Regions from separate parts of the Mus musculus genome. Here regions 2, 3, 4 and 5 are each linked to region 1. A link is a loop called in an ENCODE intact Hi-C map of the cell type or tissue named here. Cell type or tissue: heart. All regions are shown on one strand.

Region 1 (5,000 bases):
CTTGGGGAGCTCAAAGCCCCTTCTGCCATTGGTCCCTGCATGCTCTGTGTCCAGGGACACCGCACTGGACTTGAGTCTTTTGGGATGTGGCTCACTGTACTCTGCTGCGGCACTGCCAGAATTCCGATGGCAGTAGTAGTCTCTCCCTTGCTGTGCCCATGGGCCGTCAACCTTCACGGGATACTCAACAGAACCGTTGCTATTATTACTGCTGAGGGGGGACTGAGACGGGGAGGCTGGTAGGGACTTCAGTTTTGGCTCAGGTCTCTTCACCTTATCCATAGCAGCAGGGACGCCACCTTTGGGAAACAACTCTGACTGCTGCTGCCTGGTGGCACTGGTGCCCCCAGCATTGGGTTGTGACCTGTGTGACTTCAGGTTACTTGGGGCTAAAGTGCTGTTGTCTGGTCCTGAAGTCTGGGGTGCTTTGCTTGGCCCCGAGGCCCCCTGCCGAGCCTTCTCTGAGTGCAGGGACTTCGAGTGTGGTGAGAAGGCAGTCTTGGCCTTGGGCTTGTGCAGGCCAGACAAGGGAGGGACATCTTTTCCCAGCAAAGCCGGAGGGCACCCGGTACGCCTGTTCCTCAGCACAGACTTGCTGCTGCCGTTCTTGTGCGGGTCAGGGTTGTACCTGTGCTCAAGTCTCTGGTGCATCATAAGGACTTCCGGATAAAAGGTCTTGAAAGTACAAAAGGGGCAGGCAATGCTGGGGATCAGACACTTGCTCAAAGAGATTGCAGGACAGGCGTGGAGCGGCCCAAGGGATAGATTCAAAGGCCTGTCCTGGCAGTCAGCACCGGGCTTATGTCTGTAGTCAGCATCCTGATCCATCTTCTCCCTATGGCCAGCTTCCCGTGCTAAGGACCCAACCCCCTCTAGTCTGCAGACAGGGCTGCTGGCCTGAGGCTCCCCTGCTTTCTTTCTCTGCATGTCCAGATAAGTAGGGGCAGGGCTCTTCCTCGCTTTCTCAGCACTATCAGCTGCATGTTTATGGAAATCCTGAGTATCGTTGCTGTGTGCTGGTGAGAGAACACTCTGGAAGACAGAAGGCATCTCCTTAAGCTGCTTGGCAGGTGGGCTTCCCTTAACATCTTTGGCACCATCAAGAAATCTCTTTAAATTTTTGGTCTGCGCACTGTCAGCAGCCGTTAGTAGCGCATCCTGCGGCTCCTGGCTCCGGCCTTCACTTTTGGACTCAGCGGCAGCATCCACCGGCTGCTTGTCTTTGTGATGTCTCTCCAAGTGGTACCTCAGAGATGTCTTCTGGGCTGCGGCATACTCACAGAATTCACATTTGTATGGTTTTTCACCTAAAACGAGATATGCCACTGTATCATGATGTTTAGGAAAGGTGCCAATAGAACTCTGCAAGCTAAGCAAGCTATGACACCAAACATGGGCTGTTCCCTCTGCCAATCCTCACAGCTAGGGCACCAATGCCCCCAGTGCAATGCAATTGAAAATGTAAACCTGGTTCCCAGTAAGAGCACGCTTTAACTGACCCAACCTTCATGGCTGCCCAACGGCAGCATCTGCGCACTTTTTCAGCACAGTGGACTAACCATTGTACCCAGGTCATGGAAGCCTCGACCTTCTCACCCGCACCATCACTGCACCTACATCCAAACTACCAAATACACCCTTGCTTCACTCCAAAGTCATAAAAGGGTTTTCAAATGTGGCATTTCAAAACATTACGAGTTTGCCTTAAGATATGGTAACCATAAACCAGCCTCAAAACAGGAGCCAGTAGTATTCAAGCTGCAGTGATGTTGTAGACATACAACAGCTGCAAACACCACACACTAAAGCCATCTGAACTACACAGCAGCACACAATTGTTGTAGTCAACACATGTTTTAAAACCCCAGTCCTTTACCTGTATGCGTTCTGAGATGAATATTGAGGTAATAGTTTGAACGGAAAAACTTGCCACAGTAACTACACTCTCTCGAGGACGGGAGGGGCTTCGCTTTTCCTCCATCATCATTTTTATCTTAAAGCAGAAACAAAAATAATGGTGTCAGTCAGGCCAAGTGCGGGACTCAAGAATTCAGACTCCAGGTTCTCAACACAAAACATTTGGGGGAAACCATTAAAGAATTATTTTAGCTCTGCTTAGAAGTTTCAAAGCCTAAAATAACATACAAAATGCCACCGGGCAGCCTTTCATGTCTTAGACTGTGTGCTTTTGTTTTGGGAACAAGGTATATAGATAGCCCTGGCTGGCTTAGAACTCACACACACACACACACACACACACACACACACACACACAAACACCCCCTACCCTGCCTCCATAGTGTTGGGACTAAAGTTGTGTGCCACCAGGCTCTGCACTACCCTGTGTCTTAGGGTTGTGGTGCCCTAAAGAGGTTTGTACTTCCATCCTAAGAATGACCATTTAAGAGATGAAACCTGACAGGCACTTTCTGTTCTTGACACTTGGCAGCCGTTACAACTGGTTCATGCTTAAGGTAGATGTGTGCCCACTGGACAGAAAAACTGCCAGAACTCAGAACCAGTATTTGGAGGTGATATAAAACCTCCCAACAGCCAGCAGAAAACAGGCTGGGAATATAGAAACTACCACTAGAGGGCGGCAAGCACAAAATAACCTCAGAAACAGCCCAGACTTGGCTTTGGGCAAGCACCTAGGAAAGCTGATCAAAATTTAGCCAAGTTTGGGGAGATGGAAATCTGTGGTTTCCAAGCAATCTCCTATTCAAAAGAGGCCTGGCTTACCAGACTTCAAAGGCAAGGCTGAAGTGCCCCATGAGAAGGACCCACTGAGGACAGACTAACTAAACTGGCTGGGACTTTCCACTCTCACCAGCCCACCAACTTGTAAATAATGTGCATCCGTGAAGATAAGATGGCTCCACTAGTCTCTGTCAGTCCTATCTGGGAGGTATATCTCTTGAAGTCTAGATCAGGGCCATGGTGGAGCAGGGCAGTCAATCACAACTACACAAACGTCCCCACCTGGGGTCCAAAACTAAACTAAATTTTGCCTTACAAAACTTTATTTTCAGTTACAGGCCTCTTCCCTTCTCTGTCAAATGCTGCACTGTTACTAACTCCCAAAGGCAGGTGACCCACACAGCTGGGCAAAAACAGGCATAGTGGATGGACTGGACCACCTCCATTACAGCAGATCCTGTTAGGGAAGGGGATCCATAAACACACCACACCACTCCCTAAGATGGTCTAAGAGGCTTTGAAAAGTCATCACAGCCTCTCTTTCAACTTCTTAAAAGTAAGAGTAAAGCAGACTGGAGGGCAGCACAGTGGGGGAGGTCCACTGCACTCACAACTCTGCCCACAGCTCACCCTGCCTTGAGCTGTCACAGTGTGAGCTTCGCTACATCACATTCAAATGGCTAGGGATACCTCTGTAACACACAGGCCGTGGCCTTCCCAACATCTGGCACCTGCCTTATGGCCTGGGACTTGGACTATGCTGTTCTGTGCAGGGTTGTAACTAAGGCTGAGCTCAGCCTAGGAGGATGCCACAAAGTGGATGATTCGATTTTGCAAACAGGGAAATCTCAAGGAAAGGTCGGGCAATGTATAATGGGTCACCAGGAACCGCAGCCAGACTCCAGCACTCCCACCTATGGCAAGCCAGGCCAAAACGCCTACCCCAGGACCCCACCAAGTTGTCCACCAGGTACAATGACTAGTAAACGACTTTAGGGATCCACAGTGCTGATGCTGCAGAACTGCACAGGTGCTGAGGCCATCTTTGACATTCTCATGACATCATGGACACCATGTATCTTTACCTTTCTGGGGACTAAGGAGTGAGATATGCTAAGCTCCGAGTGTCATGAAAGCAACGTTCCTAAAATGCAGTAGTGACCAGAAAAAGAACTGGGTGCTGGTTCACATGCACAGTGGCTGACAGATTTTACTATTCAGACTCACTCTGGTCTCAGAGAGGACTTGCAACATACTACCTACCCAGTGGCCACACACATCTGGAAGTGTTAGAAGGAACCCATGGGCCATGCCCACACATCAGGAGTGTTAGTTACTTTAACTAACAAACAATGGTTCAAGTGGGGTGGGCAGCAAGATGGGAAACAGGTATATTTACTCCAAAGGCTCTAGGCTCACATCAGTCAGGAGACTGGACAAAAGCTTTTTTCTATTAACACCAAATTCATGGAGCGGGTTCAGAAGTGGGCCCCCACCTCTGGATTGCAGCAAAAGACCACGTCAGAAGCTCCCTCATCAACACTGGCCTCACAAACACCAAAGCGATCAGAGTACACTGGGCAAGTAGTCCCACTGCGTGAGTAGTGGACGCTGAGGAAGCCTCCCTGACCCTTTTGGGAGCACCAGAAACCCATGTAGGTGAAAGCATTAACAAGGCTGTGATAGGCAGTCCTGTATAACAACGGAAGTGAATGCCAGACAGCTGGTAAAGTCCTAGGTCTCGGTCCCATAATTCCTAGCACTCTGCACCAGGTCATGGCCTCCTCAGGGCACTGCCTGAAGCAGCCAGCAGCATCCCCATGGTGCACTACCATAAAAACTAAGTCCTCTGGGAGCAAAAGATACAGAGCCCTTTCATAATGGGATTTTGGACCAGCCTTTTACACTCACCTCCTTATTAAAGACATTTAAAAAGGCCTGTGATGCTTCTATGAGACTACACAGTGCTACCACAAAGCACGGAGATGATAGCCTGACTCCCAGAGCCCCCTGCAGCAAACGCTCGCTGCCCGGGAGGCAGCAGAGTACTCACCCAAATGGAGCCCGTCAGGGAGTCCATCCTCAGACCCGTCTTCAGAGCCCCCTTCTCGGTCCCCGGCCCCACTGTCTTCCAGAGTGGTGCTGAGGTCTGGGGAGCAGGTCCCAGGCTGCCTTGCATCCACAGCCATGGTGGGTGACAGGGCATCAGTCCTCCTGTCCTTCCTGTGCACCCTCGAGTGCAGGACGAGCTGGTGGTATGTCCTGAAGGCTTTGCTGCACTCAGAACAGTGCGTGGGCTT
Region 2 (5,000 bases), 290 kb after region 1:
AGCAGGCTGTAGTAACAGGTGCCCAGATAGTGCTGCTGAAGTATAAATTAATTCAGTCTGGATAGAGGAAAAGTTGTTATTGCTTACCAAAATAAATAAATAAAAATAAATAGCCTAGCAATTCCATTTCTAAGAGTTTATTCTAAACCTAACATCACACAGGTCAAATGACTAATTGGAAGAAGATGCTTGCTGTAGGGAGAGTGACAGAAGAGTTGGGCAGACAGGCAAAGGTCATGGGTAAGTCAAGGTTAAATGTGTCGTGCATGGTATGTCTGTCTATTCAGTAGAACACTTCATAGACATGAGGAATGAGGAAGCGCTTTATGTGCAGGCAAAGAGTGTGTTAACTAAATAAAAGCGTGGTACAGTGTATATACTATATTACTATTTCTGGAAGACAGAAAAAAAATAAGAATTCAGATTTTATTTCTGTCTAAATAAATGATAGGAAGATACACTAAAATGCAAAGGGCAAGAAGAATTCAGTCAGTGGCAATGACAGACAAACGTATGGATTGCAATTTCTCGATTTGAGCCAGGAGAGTGCATTACTGCATTGCTGGTTTTAACTGTCACCTTGATGCAACAGAGAATCACCTGGGATCAGAGTCTTAATGAGGAATTGTCTCGATGTAGATGCCCTTTGGGCGTGTCTGTGGGGGGTTATTTTGATGGTTGATTTATGAACAAAGACATGGCCCTATGTGGGCGGCGCCATTCCCTATGCTGAGCTCTGGACTGGTTCAGACTAGAGAACTCCCTTAAATCAGTAACTAGCAGACTGAGCTCAGCCCGGACTTCCTGAAAATGATGGGCTGTAACTCAGGACTGTGAACTACAATAAAACCTTTTCCTCCTAAGTTGCTCCCCCCCCCCCCGCCCCCAGAATATTTTAATGCAGCAACAGAAGTACAACCAGGGCAGTCTATAACAGCAAAGGTTAAACAACTTGTGTAACTAGAGAAAGCATAATAATCGTCTCTAGGGTCAAAGTAAATGAGGCTGGGGTTTGGCTCCAGCTCTCAGGTCACCAGCTGAGAGCTTCTTGCAGGACCGGACTGTCTTTGTCCTTAATCTCAACTGTCTGCACTACAATTAATCGCACTAGTAAGGTTCCCAGGACACGCTAGAAGTATTCTTCAGGAAATGCCCAGAAACCTTTAAGCAAACAGGTGTGGGTAATTATTCCCTATGTCAGAAGCCTATGCGTTTTCCTCCGTCTGTTGGCTTCAAAGAGCAAACAGGAAGGCGCTCCGGATAAGCCACCCTAATCTGTTGGGTTGGGGGCCGCCTCTGCCTCACTGGGACTAGGTTTTCGATGAGGAAACCCATCTGTGATCCTCAGTCCCCTCCCTCTGACAAGTGCCAATCAATCCTCAGCCTCCTCGACAGCAGGGTCTTGGCAGCCCAAAGCCGGACTAGGGCTGACTTCATTTTGAATCTTTAGACCAAGAATCAGGGCTGAGAACGCAGGGGCTTCTGAACTGAGCTGGAGGAAGGTGCAGAAACCAGCAACCGGCTCCTTCAATCTCTAGAAATTGGAGCCGGTGCTGCCTGGGATCAAAGGAAAGTGAGGAATGCGGCTTTCCTCTCCCCCGGGGATGCAGGATGCTACAACTGCACCGTGGGTTTTGTCTGCCTCTCTCACTTCCCTTTCTTCTCCCCAGATCATTGGCACCTACACGGAGACCTTAGATTCAGGAAGAAAAAGATGTTTAGCTCATTCTAGGACATACAATTCAGATACTTATTTGCCTAAAAAGAAAGTAAATTAACAAGCACGAAGAAGATACTATTATAATTTTGTGGGTCTCACTGGTAACGGTTTGTTATTGTGATCCCCACCCCGTCCCCTCCCCCCATATAACCACAAAGCTCAGAGTTACTAAGGAAATCAAAGATGTATTATCGATGTAGGGATTTTTGTTTGTTTGTTTGCTTGCTTGATGCTCTTATTTGTCCCACGATTCCTATCCCGATTCACACCAGCTAATAAAAGTGCATTTTCATGTTTTAAGCTCATAGCGGGACTGGGAAGGAATGCAATTGAAGCAATCCAGGAAATGTCAATCAGGAAAGGGCGCCAAAATCTGCCACTGTCGCACAGTGCTGGAGACAGGCTTGTTTGAAAAGCCAGCGTTGTTTCAGAGCAATTGCCACACAAGGTCTGGATCGCTGAGTTTGGGAACTAAGCAGAGAGAAAATCATCTCTTGTGGGCGCCACTGTGATCGGCAAGGGAGGCCTGCAGATGTCCAGTGCGCCTCGGGATGCTCTTGTCCCACGGCGCCACCTACTGGACGAACAGGAGAAATGTTGGCTGTGTTTCTGTTTTGTTTTGTGTTTTTATTGTGTGAAACAGACAAACCAGGCTTGGCAGCTCACGCCTGTAATCCCAGCACTTGAGAAGCGGTGCTGGAGGATTGCAATATTTCTATATTGCAATGCCCTTTCACAATCCCCTCTTAAATTAAAAAAAAAACACCTAAAAATAGAGAAAACATAGAGGAATAAACAAATGAGGAAAGCGTACATCTACTGAGCCATCATGGGAAAGAAATTACTACTACTAATTTCAATATTTCCACTGCCCTTTCATGGTGGGCAAGTGGGTACATGAGGCTGTGGTGGAGAGTTACAACCTAGTGGGTTTTTCTCAATTCTAAACTTTCCTCTTGCAAAGGAAGCTAAAATTAAAAAAAAAAAAAAATCCTTGGACTGGGGATTGATCACTCAAATGCAGTGTGCTTATGTAGCATACACAAAGCCCGGAATGCCATCAGTAGAAAGTCAATAACGTTATGGATAAAATGTTGTCCAGTGCCTCAGTAAATAATTAACTTTAAACTGGGTCATTTGAAAGACAAGTGTACTGAAAAAAAATTTTTTTTAATTGTGTTGTCATCACACAGGGTTGAAACAAATTTCCTAGAGATAGCCATGCTCCTATCTGGGAAATGATCAGATCTCAAGTGGAAATCAAATAAATCTTAAAATGTAAAAGTCTAAGGGCTGGAGAGATGGCTCAGCAGTTAAGAGTCCTTTGCACCCACACAGCAGCTCACAAACTCCAGTAACTACAGCGGCAGGGATCTGACACCCTCTTCCGGCTCTGAGGGTGACACATGCTCATGGTACACAGACAAACGCCCAGACACGTAAAATACAAAGACACACATGCATGCACACATGCACGTGCACATGTACATACGTACATATGTATGTATGCATGTATGTATATTTGTTTGTTTCCACTTTCCTCTGCCATTTAATATATATTACATATTTATATGTATATTATATATAACATATATATATATATATATACACACACATTTATATGTGTGTGCGTTTGCACTCTCCTCTGCCATGTTTTCTGAGAGAGATCTAAGAATTCCTACTAAGAACTGCTTGGTGTTATGCAAAGAAACACAGAGAGAGAGAGAGAGAGAGAGACGCACACACATATGCACACAGACACACACACAGAAACACACACATTTTGTCCTTTTAGATAATGCTTTCCAAATTCTCCTCCCAGTCATTTAAATTTATTTCCTGTCCCAGTTTTTGTTGTTGTTTGTTTGCTGTTGTTGGTTTTGGTTTGGTTTGGTTTGGAGACAGGATCTTGTGTAGTCCAGGCCAGCCTCCTGCCCACTGTGTAGCAGAGGATAATCTTGAATACCCGATTCTCCTGCCTTCGCCTCCCAAGTGCTGGGATTACAGGCGTGCACCACCACATCCACTTTACTGTCCGCCTGTCTTCTTCCCAGGAGAGCAGCGTTTCTGAACGTAGTGCTGGAAAGAAGGCGATCAGGGAGCGGAAACAGCAGGCTTGCTCTTCAGACTGTGGTTCCTGTGGCTGGAGTGACCTGGGGGCCCGGAGCTGGCATCCCTTAGGAAAGTCTGCTGGGGCCTTCGAGAGGGCTCAGCAAGTCCGGGTGCACTGCTGCCATGCCTGATGACCAGAGATCGGATTCAGGGACCGACATGGTGGAAAGAGAGAATCGGCTCCCACAGGTTGTCCTCTGACCTACACGCATGCGTGTACTCATGCTGACAGACAGACAAACAACCCACAAATAAATAATAATGTAAATGTAATAAATAATAAATGTAACGAAAAGTTTGGGGGGGGGGAGGGTTGTGAAGACGGATACGATGAGATCACGCTAGAACTACCAAAGCCAGCCATCTTTCTCTTCTTGTACAGGGTTCCTGTTTAAATAAGCGCCGCAGAACTTGAATAAATTCATAAAGCAAAAAGAAGCATTTCTAGTTCCTGAGGAACCATTCCTGGCAACGACCGCTCCTCCTCGAGCCCACCACAAAGATACCCCTGGAAGGACTGAGAGAGAAACAGACACCCAGTGTTTTCTTTTATGAGCAGTAAAACCAGATTGCCATTGTAGGATCGTTTTGCGCACGTGCGAGATCTATTAAATGTTTATCTTAGAACCCTGGTTCACTTGGGGAGAGAGAGGGGGAAAAAAAAGCCCCGTCCCTGCCAGCCAGTTGGTTTGTGTGAATCACAGCTCAGTCAGCTTTCAGGCCTATAATTTATCTTTTCTTTGGCCTATGTGGTAAATGCCCCACTTGTCCATGAATCCTCGCCTTGTTTTAATGATGCTATGGTCTGAATGTAGTTTTATAAGCCACACAGATAAGATTGTCATTCTGAAAACACAGATTTGTGTGTTTTTCCCCCCCAGGAGGAGATTTGGGGGGTGGGGAGTGGGGAGTTACCTCTGTCCTGATTCACATCTTGGTGGGATTGTGGCTGGAATTCCAAACCCAGCTAGGAGGACTCAGTGGTAGTGGGGGTGGAGGCAGGGAACTGTGGGGGATGGGAGAGGGGGAGGGACAGCTGACTCGGCAGAACCCAAGGCTTCATTTACCCGGAAGAATTCTGAGTCAATGCTGGTCAACTGCACCCTGGCGGTACTCTAGATCCAAGAGAATGTTACTGATTGGGAAGTTTTATTCATGTTATTTTCTG
Region 3 (5,000 bases), 230 kb after region 1:
GCTGGGAATTGAACTCAGGACCTTTGGAAGAGCAGTCATTGCTCTTAACCCCTGAGCCATCTCTCCAGCCTGGTAGGTATCTTTTTTAATGGTTAAATTCGTTGAAAGGTTTTATCTAAGTGGGTATATCTGTTTTATATACAAAGATTTTTTTAAAATTATGTTCATGTGTTTGTATATGGGTTTATATGTGCACATGAGTACAGTGTCCCCAGAGGACAGAAAGACTCTGGATTCTCTCAAGCTGGACTTACAGGCAGTGGTGATCTGCCCTGTGTGGGTGCTAAAAACATGACTTGTATCTTCTATAAGAACAGTATGTGCTCCAAACTACCAAGCCATCTCTCCAGAAATATCCAGTGGCTATTTCTTATAGTTGTTACTTAAGCTTAAAAAGAACGTGCTGTATTTTGTGATTAATATCTGATGGATAATCAGCCACTTGGCAGATATTGCCCAAATTGTGTTTTATTAGACCTTACTTGAAACCAAAATGCCAGATTAATTATGTCACCTTCTATGGCTACCTGTAGGGAGAAGGGGAGAGAGAGGGAGAGAGAGAGGGAGAGAGGGAGAGAGAGAGAGAGAGGAGAGAGTTTGTGGGTGTCTGTTGGGGATCAGAGTCGTCCTCACGCTGAGATGTTTTCTGCCACAGAAACTGTACTGCCAGCTTATAGACAGCTTCAGATTCTTACAGCGGACTCCTTCACATCCTGGAAGATCAGTTCTATGCTGTCTCCTGGCCTCTGGCCTCCAAGGCACGCTACCCAGCCAGCCATATTGAACTACTTACCGTCCACTCTGGGAGGATTCTATACTTCGGCACTCCCTGTTCCTCTGGGAACCCTTGGCCAAGCCTTCTTCATTCTTCTTGGATGAGCTCAACTGTTCCCTCTGTGAAGGCCACCCTCCACTCAAGCGGCCTGGAGCCGTGCTTTCTCTCAGTCCCACAATGTCACATCCTCACACGGTCCTCACGACTTTTCTCATTCCTTCCTGCATCTCCTGTAGGCTTTTAAGAGCAGATGTTGGCCTGGCTGGGGCTGTAGCAGAGGGCTTTCCTGCCATGCACAAGATCTCAGGTTTGATCTTCAGTACCACATGAACTAGCTACAATGACACATGCTTGTAATCCCTACACTCAGGAGGCAGAGCCAGGAAGATCGGAAGTCTAAGCTCATCCTTGGCTACGTAATGAGTTCAAAGCCAGCCCAGTATACTTGAGACTCTGTCTCTGAAACATAAAAGTAATGGTTTTGGTTGGGTTTCAGCCTGGGTCAACACCGTTGTTACTCTCTTTGGGCTCAGTTATTTTTAATCTGTAAAATGGGGGAGTAAACAAAGTATTGACTGCACAGCACCTGACTTCTAGTGAGGGTCCATGCTAGCTCCTGGTATCTTCATTCTCAGACCACACACCCAGTGGGTGCTTCGTGGTGTGGTCTCTCAGGGGTTTTCCGAATTTCTCCTACATTGGAACTGCCTGGAGGCTCCTTAGGGACACCGGTGGCTGGGTCCCGCTCTGGGGACTTTAGGTCAGAGTGTCTGGATTAGAGTGTGAGGGCCCTGTATCCCTATTAAGCTTCTCTGTCAGTGCGGCATCTGCTGGTTCAGGACAAACGACCGAGAGCCCCTGAGCTGGCCACCTGGTACATAGATGTGATTAGCATGATCAAACATTTGGAGCGGAGCGAAGCTCACCGGCGCATATGCTCACCCACTCTCAGGCCTAGTGGGCCCATCAATCTAGCAGCTCAAATGGCATTCACTGAGCACCTGCTAGGCCCATGCTAGACCACCGGACAGTGTCTATGAAGCACAGAGAGGCAGTGACCTAGAGAAGCCCAGCGCCTAACGACGGTGCTGTGGTGGCTGAGCCTTGGCTCACACGGGTCCTGTTAGCAGAAACTTCATAGGCGTGGTTGGTTTGGGCATTCCTGTCAGCTGCTGTAGTCATCGTAGCTGCCTTCTCAAGGCCGAGTTCACTCAAACAGTCAGGTGAAACTGATTCTAATAATCCCATAATCCCCTTGCCTAGAAGGGCACTTATCACCTGTCACTAGTTGTAGTCCAAAGTTAACCCATAGAACAAGGCAGAGCAAAGCCTTTCGGGACCAGAGCCAGGCTGTGGCACAACACCTGTTATATGTAAGGATGCATTTCATTGTCAAGTCAGAACAATCTCTGAGAACCAAAGCCAAGGCTGTCGCAAACACCATGCGTCAGATAAATAAATACCCTTTTGGCTAGTATTAGTTGTTCATGGGAATAGGGGGCTTCTGTTTCTTAGACTCCGGCTTTCCTGTGCAGGAATGGCTGCTATTTTACTGAGTACTGATTGTGTGAGACCCACTGCACTGTTAATGGTGATCACTGCAAGCCCACTATCGCTATCTCCTTATTACAGTAGGAAGCAGAGATGCTAATTCACCCGACCGATAACATGCGTACTCGCGTGCACGTGCACGTGTGTGTGTGTGTGTGTGTGTGTGTGTGTGTAGGGGGGGCGCAGGTTGTGGGAAATTATAGAAGCAGTCAAAGGTTGCTCGAATGCTTGGCAACCACACATTCTCCCAAAAGCTTCTTGCAAGGTGGGACAGAAAGGACCAGAAATCTCACCTGGCTCCTCCTTGTTTGAAGGGCTGTGGGGATCATAGATAGCAACTGACCTGCCCGGTTTCTCTCAACTCTTCCCGTTTTCTTAGTGAAACCTGACAGTATTCTGGAAGTTAGTCAACAGACAGACTCTTGGTTCAATTTCCTGGGTAGGCAATATAGTCGGAAGCAGCTTGGTCAGTCTGCGGAACCCAGTTCCTGGGCGCCCCCATGTGGTCGGATTACGTAAAAGGCGTTTGAATGATGGTGTCACTCCCAAGACATGAGCTCCTTCAAAGGCAATAGTTGCCAGCTGGGGCCATTTTGTCAGGAAGCACCTATTTGGAAATCTGAAACAAATGCACACAGGGTCCCTGCCAATCAGCTCCTAAGAAGATGTAAGGAAACACTTAAAGTCCGCGCAGGGAGGTGGGGGACGAAGGGGGGGAATGGAGGGGGGAAGGGGAGAGGGCACACAGCTGAAACTTAGATAAACGCATCAAGAAGGCTGTGTGTGCGATCCTGTCAGGCAGCGTGACCTGTATCCTGGTTTCTGTTAAATCATGTGGTTGGCTTCCGCCTGGCAAGTGAGAGGCCCCAGGGTGCAGAGGAGCGGGAGGTAGCTTTATGGGTGGCTACACAGAAGCCAAAAAAAAAAACAAAAAAACAGTCTAACCTCTGGAGAATCGACCCCTGGCCCAGTGTCTCTGCCTCCACTACAGACTGAAGAATCAATGTCTGGACGTTGCTTGCTGTCCTTTCCCCCCTTGTTGCTAACAGGCAGTCTTTCAGGGGCCCACGCTGCTCCACAATCCACAGAGTAAACACAGTCCTGACCAGGGACAAACCCGACTCTGCACACTGTGCCAAACTGCTTACTTAAGGGCTCTAAAGAGAACGCCGAGAGTGGTTGAAGCTGAGCCCCGTCAGCAACCCAGCCCTAATCTTGGGGTTTGCACCGTGGGAAAGTGGGTAACTGCTGCCCTTTCCCTCTCCTTCCTCACAAGCAGGACAGGGAAGGATTTTCTCTTCCATTTGTGTTCATTACCACGCTGCTGCCCCTCCACCCTTGTACCGCTGGAAATGGAACACAAGGCCCCGTTTGTGCTGGGCCAGTACTGTAGCTCTGAGCTACACCCTAAGCTCCAGTTTATTGCTCCAGGACCTGGCTGGGGCTCTGGGACAGAAGAGACCACACCTGCAAGTCCTGGATGTGGACACCTAGCCTTCTTCTGGGACTTTGGGGGGAGCCAGAGGGGTACGTTCTGGACTTTTAAAATCTAATGAGACCCCCACTGCTCTGGGTGTGTGTGTGTGTCTGGACTATATCTGGATTGTTTGACTGTTTGCATGGTGCTTGGGGGGTAGGGATTGAGAGAGAGAGAGAGAGAGAGAGAGAGAGAAGAGGGGGAGGGAGGGAGAAACAGAAACAGAGAGAAACAGAGAGAGAGAGAGAGAGAGAGAGAGAGAGACCTGTGTTTAATGAGCTACAAACAAAACAGTCTCTCTCTGGCTTTCTTTTTCCCCTCCTATTTTTTGGCAGCTCTTTAGGTTTGTGGCTCCTTCCCCCCCCCCCGCCCCCCTCCCCAGGATGAATCCAAGAGTGGCCTCGGGCTGCTGGGAACAACTGCTCCTTTGAGTGAACTCTTTTATGGATATTAGGCAAACAATTTCTGTCAGCAGGAACTGGGAGGCATCACTGAGAACATGCATGCACGTGTGTGTGTGTGTGTGTGTGTGTGTGTGTGTGTGTGTGCACTTGCATGTGTGTGTGTGTAACTTGCACGCACAATGCCGGGCATCTCATCTCACTAGCTCCATCCTTGGGAAAGGCACGTCTTCTTGGCAAGAGAGAGGAGACACTTCCCTGAGCACCTACAAACAAATCAGCGAATCATTAACCGACTCATGGTGACAACGGGCACCTTTGTCCCTCTCCTCCCGCACGCACGTCTTTACTTGGTTTTTCTTTGGGGCTAGGATTCTGGGTTGTTTCGGTGCCTGTCAGGTTTGCTTCTCACTCCTCACTCCACCTGCCAGAGCTTGGTTGGGCTCTGTGGGCCGAGCTCTCAGTTTCTTGCCCCCTCTTTGTCCTGTGAACTTTCTGTGCGATTTAGGGAGTGCCTTGCTGGGGCAGTTAGTGAACTCTGCATCAGAGAAAGGATTGCAACGGAAAACGCAACCTTCACAGGAAGCACAAAACTTGCTTCTTAAACTACAGCTGGGTTTACGGTCCCAGCAATAAATCACTGAGTTTGTGGCTTAAATTTCCTGGCCTTCATAAAAACAAAAGCAAACCACAATTTCATTAAGAGTGCCCTCTTCTTCAGCCTAGGAGAAGGGAGGGACCAGGAATAAACACCCGGGAGGGGCTTTGCTGAGCTTCTCTCAGACAACCCCTCTCC
Region 4 (5,000 bases), 100 kb after region 1:
AGAGTTCCATGACGTGCTCATCTCATTGGGAGCTTAATCTCCCCCAGACGGTCCAGACAGAAGGCACACAGTACTCTTGGCACACCTGCAAACCAGGCCCTTAAAACGGACACCACCAGGTTTTGTTCCAAGCATGGTGGCTTCTACCTGTTATCCCAGCTCATAGGCACAGGGAGGCAGTAGGATCAAGAGTTCAAGGTTGGGTGACTGCTCTTCCAGAGGTCCTGAGTTCAATTCCCAGCAACCACATGGTGGCTCACAACCATCTGTAATGGGATCCGATGCCCTCTTCTGGTGTGTCTGAAGACAGGTTAGCCTCAGCTATATAGTGAAATCCACAGATCCATCCAAGTTAGCCTGGCACACATGAGACGCTTCAAATAACAATGATAAAAAGGGCTTGTGAGATGTCCTGGTGGGTAAAAGTGCTTGTGCCCCAAGATCGGTGACTTGAGTTCCATCTCTGGACACACAGCACAGGTGGAAAGAAGTTGACCTTTGATCTCCACATGCACGCGGTACACTTGTATTCTGTCCCTACCCTGCATGCACACATGCACGCGTATAGATATACACACGTACACACATACACACACATAGTGACAATAGATTTAAACATGTAAAAGACACCCATATTTTGTGCGAAGTAGAATGAATGAGGTCTAAAGGCTCAGACTCGAGGTGAGGGAGCCCCAGAACGTGGAAGATGGACCACCACCTGCTAGGAGGCAAAGAACAACACTTCCATAAAGATTCTAGGGCACTGTGGCTCTACCACCTTGTTTCCGAACTCCCGTCCTCTGAAATTATTAGGCTGTGAATTCCAGTTGTTTTCAGCTCCCTGATTGATTGGTTATAGGTTGCATTTTTTGAGAAGTTAAGACAGAGCAATAGTGGGGTTTTTTTGTTTTACATTTCAAGAGCAATGGGGAAGCAGGAAACAAGGGGCTATGGTTATGGAGTGGGTGGGAGGTGTGCTGGCTAGTTTTAAGTCAACTTGTCACGAGCTAGAGCCATCTGAGAGGAAGGAACCTCAATTGAGGAAATACCTCCATGAGATCAGGCTGTATGCAAGCTTGGGCGATATTTTCATAATTAGTGATCAATGTGGGAGGGTGCAGCCATTGTGGGTGGGGCCATCCCTGGGCTGGTGGTCCCAGGTTCTACATGAAAGGAGCCTGAGCAAGCCAGAGGAAGCAAGCCAGTAAGTAGGGTCCCTTCATGGCCTCCGCATCAGCTCCTGCCTCCAGGTTCCTGCCCTGTGTGAGTTCCTGTCCTTATTTCTTTCAATGATGAACAGCAATGCAGAAGTGTATGTCAAATAAACCCTTTCCATACCCACTCACTGTTCAATCAAGGTGCTTTGTTGCATCAACAGAAACTTTGTCTAAGTCACTCCCTTGGTCACATTTGTCAGAGTATCTTGTCATAGCAACAGCAAATAAAACGAGGGGGATACATATGTGTGTGTGTGTATTATAGATACATACACATGGTTGCGAAAAGAGAATCATGTACTATGCGATGCCTTTAATTTATAGAATTACCTCCTCCTTGTTTCCTTCCCTCCCCCTTCCCCCACCTTACCTTTCTTAAACGCTTTCTTTTTAATTACATTGCCTAGCTGTGTATGCGCGTGAGCACGGGCATGTGCCTGCCGTGGCACATTGTGTGGAGGCCGGAGGCTTGCAGAATGCAGACACATGCATTCTAAATGGCCTCTCTCTGTATGTCAGTCCACGGTGGCACGTTCTCCTTTAAGACACTAACATCCAGCAGGACGTGACAAATATCCTCCTTATTCACTCACACACACAAGAGCCGAATAAAGACACACCCCTAATTTTAAAATCTCCTGAAATGAGCACGTGTAGCCCCACTCTCTTCTGCCTCAAACTATCCACCACCACCTCCCCGCCCCCACATGGTCAACACTGCCCTCTGTCAGCGCTAGACTGAGACTACCACAACCTCCTCACTTCTTATTCAGAGGAAGTGCTAAAATTCCCCATTATTTGTTGATCCCCGGCAGAGTGATAGAACCCTTAAGCCTAATTATGTGCCGAATGGCCGGGATGTTGGCAGAATGGTAAACTCCTTTGGCTAACGCCCGGCATATGTTGGAGGGATTCAGCTAGCTCACATATCTGTCTGTACTGTTAATAGAGTAGGTTCCATGCCAATTACTCAGGCATCCATCAGCTCGGCAGGGTACAATGGGCGCAGTGTTCACACACTGGATGGGTGCATTCCCATCTCCGCATCAGCAGCAGCTGGGCCAGATAAAGACCACTGGCCTTCCAGACTTAGGAGTGTGCTAGCACGGAGCCGAGCTCACACCATCTTCAAATTCCTGCAGGCATCTTTCACCTGGATTCTTCTGGGAGGGGGCGGGGGTGGGTGGTGAGGGGTGGGGTGGGGGTGGGGGATAGTGGGGGTGCAGCTCACTAGTCTTCAGTCATTTCCTGCTCAGACTTGCTGGCTGTCTGGGTGGAGGTGCAGAGGAAGAAAAGAGAAACAAACCACAAAGTTTCAGTGACAGAAGACACAATAACAGGAGAGGGTAAATAGATCCCAAAAAAGAGAGAGCCCGCTCCCCGCTCGCGCTCTGGCGCCTGGTTTTAGAACCATCGGTCTAGGATATCTTTCCCCACAAGAGTTTGTTCTTGTGCGGGAGGGAGCCTGCCTCTGCTCTCTTCCTTTTGATGTTTCTTCTTCGTTCCTTCTCCCTCTGACGCAGAAAGGTGGGTTGGAAATCTTGCAGTATCATCAGAAAAAAAAAGAAAAAAATAAAAAGATGCTGCTTCTGGTGGTATTTTTAACCAAGCACAGAAGCCGAAATGTCTAGAACGTGGATAGAGAAAGCCCCGGCTCTCTTTTCAGACTATCCTCCAATGTGGCGGGCACAGAGCGCCGCACCAGAGACGGGAGTCAAAATGGCAGATGTTGGAGGCTCGGGGTTGGGGATGGGGGTGGGAGGCAGATAATCTGAGGCTCGCCAGCGACTTCTCCCATGATTCCCATTCACCCTACTTCTCAGACCCCAGCGCGAAACAGTTGCTGTCCACTTGCCTAAGACTCCACAGCCAAGTCCCAGTGTAACAACAAATAAACAAAACCTAGTGGGTCCTAGGACCAGCCTCTCAGGGTCGCCTTGGCACTCGCTGGCCGGCCTCCTTTTTAAAAATCACCCACAGCTATTGAACAGGCAGATACTACATGCTAGTCATCATTTGCGTGTTATTTCAGCGGGTGTCTTCTTCCTCCGTCTCCCCGAGGAAAATACAGTAATTAACTCCATGCAGAAGGGGGAGGGGATCTCTCTCTCTCTCTCTCTCTCTCTCTCTCTCTCTCTCTCTCTCTCTCTCTCTCCTCCCTCCCTCCCTTCTCTGTTTTTCCCCCTCCTTAGGCTTGAAAAGAGATTCTAGCAGATAATTTGGCTGAACATGAAAAGGGAGACTCTGCTCACAGCCGCCCGGATAAAGTGCTAGGTTGGTGAAGCTCCGAGGACCGAGCTGGTTATTTCATGACATGAAAAGCAGACATTTATCTGTTCCCATGGAGATGCAATTTCTACTAGTCAATCAGGCCCAGGGGAGGTCAGACAATAGCCAGTAGGCCCCTTTTTTTCCATCTTGAGAGACACTTAATTCTGGTTGTATTTGAGTATTTTCCTAAATTTAAAGGCATCAAAAATGATCCCTCAGAAATACCTGTAAACTAAACTGTGACATTTTCAAGTGATCAAAACAGAGCTGGGAATTCCTGCTTCTCCAGAGAAGTTGGGATGTAGCCCCCCCCTTCGAGTTTCAAATCCTCCCTCTAGTATGTCACAATCCCTCTTTGCATAAATTTGGTTTCCAAACTTGACCCTAGCCTCCTTGAGAAAACAGTTCATGAGGAGATAAATTAAGAACCGAACCCCCGCCCCCCCCTCCCCCGCTCCAGCACAGTTGTGGGGCAAGAAGGAGGCTCCCGGTACACCATCATCCTGGAAACCAGAGAAGGGCACACCAGAAGCGAGCACAGCCCAGAACTGCCGTGGCTTCAATAAATTATAAACTGGGTTCTCCGTATTTCCTCGCCTGAAAACTATACCCACAGCAGCGATCACGACTGCTCTGCTCTTCTGTATCTGTTATCAATCCCAGAACACACGAATCATGTTCATTAGCAAATCGTGTTTTTATTGCAGTAAATGCTTGGCGAAGTGAGTCTCTCTCAAACACATGGAGACTTTTTTTTTTTTTTAACACAATCTCACAAGTGTCTTTTCCTCCCTCCTCCCCTTTGATCGCTTTTACGCATGCCTGAGGCAGAAGAAAATGGAACAGAGGGCTTCCAAGAGCTAATTGGGGAGGGAGAAGGCGTTTACAGAGATCCTGTTTCTAAACGCTGTTTGCTGGTCCAGCCCCCATCGGAGAGCCACACGACCCGACGTGACCTAAAACAGGATGGTGACGCAACAGAATGGACCTAGCAAGATGGCATTTTATCTCTCAGCAACTTCACTCCGGTTAATGGAGCCGCTCAAGTGCTGCTCAAATGCACGTCAGGAGCGCAAACCGGAGGCTGCGGGGTTACAATCCGGAAGCCTCAGGGTCTCCCTCCTCTCCAGGAGCCAGCAGGGAACAAAGGCACCGACAGACAGGGCCCATGAGAGTGAGAGAGAGAGAGAGAGAGAGAGAGAGAGAGAGAGAGAGAGAGAGAGCTATTCCAATGTGGATGATAATGAATGATACTCCACGTTTAGGAAGCAAGGAACAGAAATTCATTTGCGACGTACAGGAAGCGGGCAGGGGAACGATCCTCGTGGGATGGCACTTGCTGATGTCGTTAGGCTATTCTTTTCATTTGATCATTTTAGTTTAAGCACTTCTAAAAAGTATATGTTCACCCTCATTAGAAAGTTCAAAGTGGAGATGGCTAGTAACCACTTGACGGCATGATACTTCCTTCCAGAAATCTTCCCTAAATGCAGTCTTTTTTTTTAAAGAATT
Region 5 (5,000 bases), 390 kb after region 1:
AACCACAGCACGGAGGGACTTTGATGGACGGTCTCAGTCTGTCACTCCTCATCATGACCCATGTCCACCTTACACTTACAAAACCGCACATGTTCCTCCAGTGTGGGGTTTATAAAGCAGGAAGCATGAGCGCCGGCAAAGTGTACGCATGCGCTGTAGCAACCTTCAGAGGGGGCTCTTTTTTCTTTAGATGGAATTTCACCCCGGAGTGAGGTGTTTATCCTCACCCCACTGTAACCTCAACGACATTGCCACATTCCCCCAGTCTTCTTGATTTTCTTGGCTGGAGTTTTAAGGAGTAACTTTTTACTACATATCAATAAATTTCTTCACGCCACAAGCAGCACGATATCCTCCAGCAGGATTCGTCAGAGGAACTGGGGAAACGATGCCTGAAAGAGCACAGATTCTGCGGTTGGAGCATGCAATGACCACAAAACTCATGGAAGGACACTGAGGTCTCCTCGATTGATAGATGGCTCCTACATTCCTCCCCCCCCCCCCCCAATCAGCTCATCAAAGTCAGTACATTTTCATTGTGGCTTCAGAGAGCTCCTGGTCCCACAATGCTCTGACCTCTGAGAATCCATTCTCTGCAGCACCCTCACCCTCGAGGTTTTTACTGGATGCTTTCATTGCACCGCTGAATCTGATTGGCTTGATCTGGGCCTGTACTGTGTTGGCGAATCTGATTGGCTTCATCTTTAAAGGTAAGCTGAGGTCTGACTTCTGGAGTGGAGAGGTAAGAGTGAGACCTAGGAAGATATCCAAAGTGCTTTAGACGATCATAAATATCTAAGCTGTCCACTTCAGCGCGTATCAGACCCGTTTGTGAGCAGCGGCCCTGTGAGGAGGGTGCCCAGCTCAGTGAGAAGACACACAGTTCTGAACGTATCCCCACTGGATGGATCGATCACTCCAGGGAACTGGTATCCGGCAACAGCTTCTGATTCTAAATAATGACTTCTTTCTCAATGTCAAAATTGCAGGGCCGGGTACCACTAATGTTAACAGATTAGGTAATGGTTTGCCCGCCCCCCCCCCCGGTCTTTTTGTTGTTCTGGGGACCGAATTCAAAGCATTATGGATGCCAGTCAAACACTCTAACACTTAAGTTTTAATGCTTAGCCCAGTAAACGGTCTATTCCATAAAAATCTAAAAATCCATATATTCAGGATATCTTTGAAAACAAGATCTACCTCTTCTAGGAAAAATTACAACTTGAAACTCGCAAGAGATGACTATATATTTGGCCCAGAGTGTGGCTTACTAGACTGCATGTCCTTTGGGCCGGTTCCTAAGGCTTTGCACAGAAGAAAAGCTAAAATTTGGAGTCATGGCGCCACCTGGTGACAAAATGCAGTTATTCAGGAGACGGGCCCACAGAGCTACAGTTTATGCGAGGCGTTTGATATTAGGCACAGGAAGAAGAAATGCGAACACGAATATGGGCTCTGGAACACTGTTACTGAACAAATGCACCAGCAGCTATCTCGTATCTCACAATACTCTCTAGTCCTTAAATATGCCGCCATTTAATTGTCCATACATCAGTTTACCCATTAATGAGCAGGCAAGATCGGCTTCCCTTGGTGCCCCTGGCTTAGCAGAAGAGAAATAGCTCCCAAGGAAACGGGCAGAGAGCTATAGAGTCGCTTGCAGGGGTGAAAGTGTTTAAGAGAAGTGGATCAGTAAGTTGGTGCCGCTGTAACAAGGAACCCCGCGACCCGGTTATTGGTAATTCCTAAGCAACAGAGATGAACTTCGCACAGTTGTGGAGGTGAACAAGTCCAATGTCAAGCAAGGTGCTGGAAGGTTCTATGCCTGGAGAGGGGTCTGGCCTTTTCATCCAAGAGGCCTGTGTCCTTCCCATTCTGGGAGCTGTCAGATGAAAGAACTAGTGCCTGACTGCAGTGGTCAGTGGGGATTTTGGTGGCATGCTGACTGGACTAAGAGTATCTTTGATTCCTCCACGTTCCTCCAAGTGGCCCCTCACACTCCTGAACGTAACCCCATCCCCCACCCTCCCGGGTGGGATAAACTCATTGTTTCACTAAATTGAACTCGTGTGGCATCCTTACTTGGTTCCATCATCGCTTTCCTTTCTAGGGTGAGCAGATGTTTGTCCATGTCTCTCCAGGGAAAAGTGCTACCCGAAGATCAGAGAGGGAGGCGCGCCTTGGTTTGGAATTTTAGTTTGACCGGTCCTACGTGCAGTGGGGAGGTACGAGGATTTCAAACCCTGTCAGGACAAAATAGCTTACAAACATCTTTGAGTCAGATACAAACAGGATAAGATGAAAAGACGTCCAAAACATTGGGAAATGGGCTTGGATGCCTGAGAATTCAGTCATAGTCCTTGGGTGCCCCCTGCAGGCAGATGATCAAATTACTTCCTGCTAGCGAGATCTGTGGCTCCTGCCACTCAGACTTTTCCTCTTCAACCCCAGGGAACGCAGGACCTTGGGGGAGGGGCACTTGCGCGAGCGCACACGCACGCGCACACACACTGTCACAAAACGACAAATATGCTCATCATCCCTGTGTGACGCAGTCTAAAAGCTAGGACAAGCCTGGACAACATTCACTTCCAATGGAATTTGTTTTCTCTTTCTTTTTCGTGCCTCTCTGGTGGCGTTCTCCTGACGAAAGCTGCATGTGTTTCCCTTGCTGGGACAGTCAGCCACATTTACACTAACCACCCTCTCTGACACACTATCCTTATTTAACGGGTTGTTTGTGGTCTGTCTCCTGTCAGTAGACAGCAAGGTGCTGGGGGACGGGGTACTTTATCTGTTTGACATGCAGCATCCCCAGTGTCTGGTGTCTTTTCGGTCCAGTCAACATGCCACTAACTACAGATTCTCCATGACCACTGCAGCCAGACACTAGCTCTCCCTTCTGAGTCTGGTCTAAGGGTTACAGAGTTCAGGACTGGGGTTTGCGGTATATACAAATGAGTTCCTCAAAAGTGGTGCCACCGTAGTAATTCCAGGTCCAGAGATTTGACTCTGTATGTGCAACTGCTAAGTAGCAGAGTGCAAACGGCAAACCTTCCTCAGGAGGGTGTTAGGACTTCACTCTGTGGAGTCCAAGTTCATTATATCCAGAGGGCTTGATGGTATGCAAGCAATGAGCAGGATTGCATTGTAACGATAGGAGATAGATTGTAACCAAATGGGCACATGCATTATACATTAGAACAGCGGTTCTCAACCTGTGGGCCGTGATCCTTTTGGAAAGTCGAATGGCCCTCCCACCCAGGTCAAGTATCAGACATCCTGCATGTCTGGCATTTACGTTACAATGTATAACAATAGCAAAATTACTGTTGTAAAGTAGCAATGAAATAATTTAATGGTTGGGAGTCACCACAACGTGAGGAACTGTATTAAAGGGTCACATTAGGAAGGTTGAGACCCACTGCGTCATAAGCAGACAGGCGAGATCTGCCCCTCTTCCCCTCCTTGGCATGCCCTTGTGCTTGAAGCCATAGGAGGGACTGGCAGAGATGCAAGAGCGCCCAGCCGTGCTTTTACTGTCCTGCGGCTCACACCTGGTCCTCCCTGTCCCTTGGTAAATGAGACAATGGCCCATACCCCAATACTCTAAGCTCTTCTGCCCTCAGACCTCCGACTTTCTGAGAGCAAAGTCTTGGCTACCGAAGTTAACAATGGCCCTGGTTACTAAGGAAGCTCGGTGCCCACTGGGCCCTGTGTGGGCAGTCTTCCCAGGCTAACATATTTGAGCGAGTGGAAGACATATTTCTGAACCAATTTAATTTTAAACACATAAAAGAATTCATTTCAGTTGCACATGATGGAGCACGCCTCTGATCCTAGCGCTTGGAGAGCAGAGGCAGGAAGATCTCTGTGAGTTTCAGGCCAGCTTGGTCTACACAGCTAGTTCCAGGACAGCTAGGATTACATTGCAAGACCCTGTCTCTAAATATAAATAGCCAAGCAACCGTCCAGTAAGCTATTATCTAAGCATTTAAGTTTGTTATAGCGCTCTAGGTCAGTGGTTCTCAACCTATAGATCGGGAGCCCTTTACAGAAGCCGCCTAATACTATCAGAAAATAGATATTTATTGACATTATGACCCAGCACCGTAGCAAATTTACATAATGAAGTAGCAACAAAACTACTTTTTATGGTTGGGGGGGGCACTACAACATTTAACTGTATTAAAGGGTCTCAGCACTAGGAAGATTGAGAACCACTGCTCTGGATCTTTTTGGGTGTCACCTACCTTTGGCTTCATCTATTCCTGGCTGATCCCCTAGTGTCCCCTGCAGTGATCAGTGGCATACAAGCTAAGATCAACTTCAAGAGTGGCCTTCAGCTTGTAGCTTCGCCAGCACTGGGTTTTTATGTGGTAGGGGCTGTAGATCGAACTCAGGTCCCCATGCTTGAGTGCAAATACTTGACCAAATGATTTACCAAATACTTTGCCGAAGCCACGCCCTTACCCTCCTTAGCTTCTCTCTAGGTTGTTGAATAAATGGAAAAAGAATTTCTTAAGCTTCCCATTCCACACAGCTGGGTGGTACCCAGCGCTCCCCCTGCTGGCCGTGGCTGGGATCTCGGGCCCGACTATTGGCCGCTTTTGGTATTTATGCCGGCCGAGAGGGAAGCTGCCTGTCCCTTTAATTGGAAGATACCAAGTGTTTCCAGGGCATAGTTTTTTTTCCTGAGTCCTTGCCCTGGGAATTTATAGTTCAGAGACACAGATAGCAGCAGTGTTGAGATAGTGCTGTGCGTTAGGGGGGAGTCTGGCTCAGCAGGGCTCGAGAGGGACCTCGGGGGGTGACGCACGCCCGAGTGGTTTTCCCCCGCGCCCCGTGGTTCAGTCCAAGATGGCGGCCACCATGAAGAAGGCGGTGAGTGCGGCGGGGCCGGGGTCCGAGGAGCCGTGGGCCGGGGCGTGTGAGGAGACGCGGGGCGCTGGGGGCCGGGGTCTGAGGAGGTGAGGGATGCGCGGGGCCGGGGCCCGCGC

The links. Hi-C counts contacts between places; a loop is a spot of excess contacts. Peaks named below come from ENCODE experiments on the same cell type or tissue, not always from the same donor. Only the 100,000 strongest peaks of a DNase experiment are listed, where the experiment ranks them.
Region 2: a loop joins it to region 1, with 6 times the contacts of the local background. A loop is called at or near these places in 12 of 42 quality-filtered maps.
Region 3: a loop joins it to region 1, with 5 times the contacts of the local background. A loop is called at or near these places in 34 of 42 quality-filtered maps.
Region 4: a loop joins it to region 1, with 5 times the contacts of the local background. A loop is called at or near these places in 27 of 42 quality-filtered maps.
Region 5: a loop joins it to region 1, with 5 times the contacts of the local background. A loop is called at or near these places in 14 of 42 quality-filtered maps.

The regions. Positions count from the first base shown.
Region 1 is chr2:170,114,266-170,119,265 of GRCm38, forward strand. Zfp217 (zinc finger protein 217) reads right to left here. Exons shown (of 6, transcript NM_001033299.3): 2 at 4,754-5,000; 3 at 1,877-1,993; 4 at 1-1,307. Among named protein-coding and RNA genes, the nearest start is that of Zfp217, 14 kb to the right of the region's middle. In heart, a CTCF peak has its summit at 2,588 (motif pointing right); a DNase peak (open chromatin) is centred at 2,626.
Region 2 is chr2:170,399,350-170,404,349 of GRCm38, forward strand. The region is part of intron 4 of Bcas1 (breast carcinoma amplified sequence 1); the gene reads right to left. Among named protein-coding and RNA genes, the nearest start is that of Bcas1, 26 kb to the right of the region's middle. In heart, a CTCF peak has its summit at 2,291 (motif pointing left); a DNase peak (open chromatin) is centred at 2,252; H3K4me3 peaks cover 1,214 bases; H3K27ac peaks cover 1,359 bases.
Region 3 is chr2:170,340,517-170,345,516 of GRCm38, forward strand. It overlaps a transcript of Bcas1 not described here. Among named protein-coding and RNA genes, the nearest start is that of Gm39999, 5.4 kb to the left of the region's middle. In heart, a CTCF peak has its summit at 2,828 (motif pointing left); DNase peaks (open chromatin) are centred at 825 and 2,845; H3K27ac peaks cover 1,669 bases.
Region 4 is chr2:170,216,721-170,221,720 of GRCm38, forward strand. No RefSeq gene overlaps it. Among named protein-coding and RNA genes, the nearest start is that of Gm17619, 25 kb to the left of the region's middle. In heart, a CTCF peak has its summit at 1,954; DNase peaks (open chromatin) are centred at 1,941, 2,201, 3,021 and 4,411; H3K4me3 peaks cover 3,472 bases; H3K27ac peaks cover 4,110 bases.
Region 5 is chr2:170,506,586-170,511,585 of GRCm38, forward strand. It overlaps Pfdn4 (prefoldin 4), which reads left to right and starts at 4,645. Exons shown (of 4, transcript NM_001110152.2): 1 at 4,645-4,884. The coding sequence starts at 4,861. It overlaps Gm16796 (predicted gene, 16796), which reads right to left. Exons shown (of 3, transcript NR_040367.1): 1 at 4,254-5,000. In heart, CTCF peaks have their summits at 1,349 (motif pointing left), 2,378 (motif pointing left) and 4,583 (motif pointing left); DNase peaks (open chromatin) are centred at 2,406, 4,596 and 4,856; H3K4me3 peaks cover 1,238 bases; H3K27ac peaks cover 495 bases; H3K27me3 peaks cover 1,784 bases.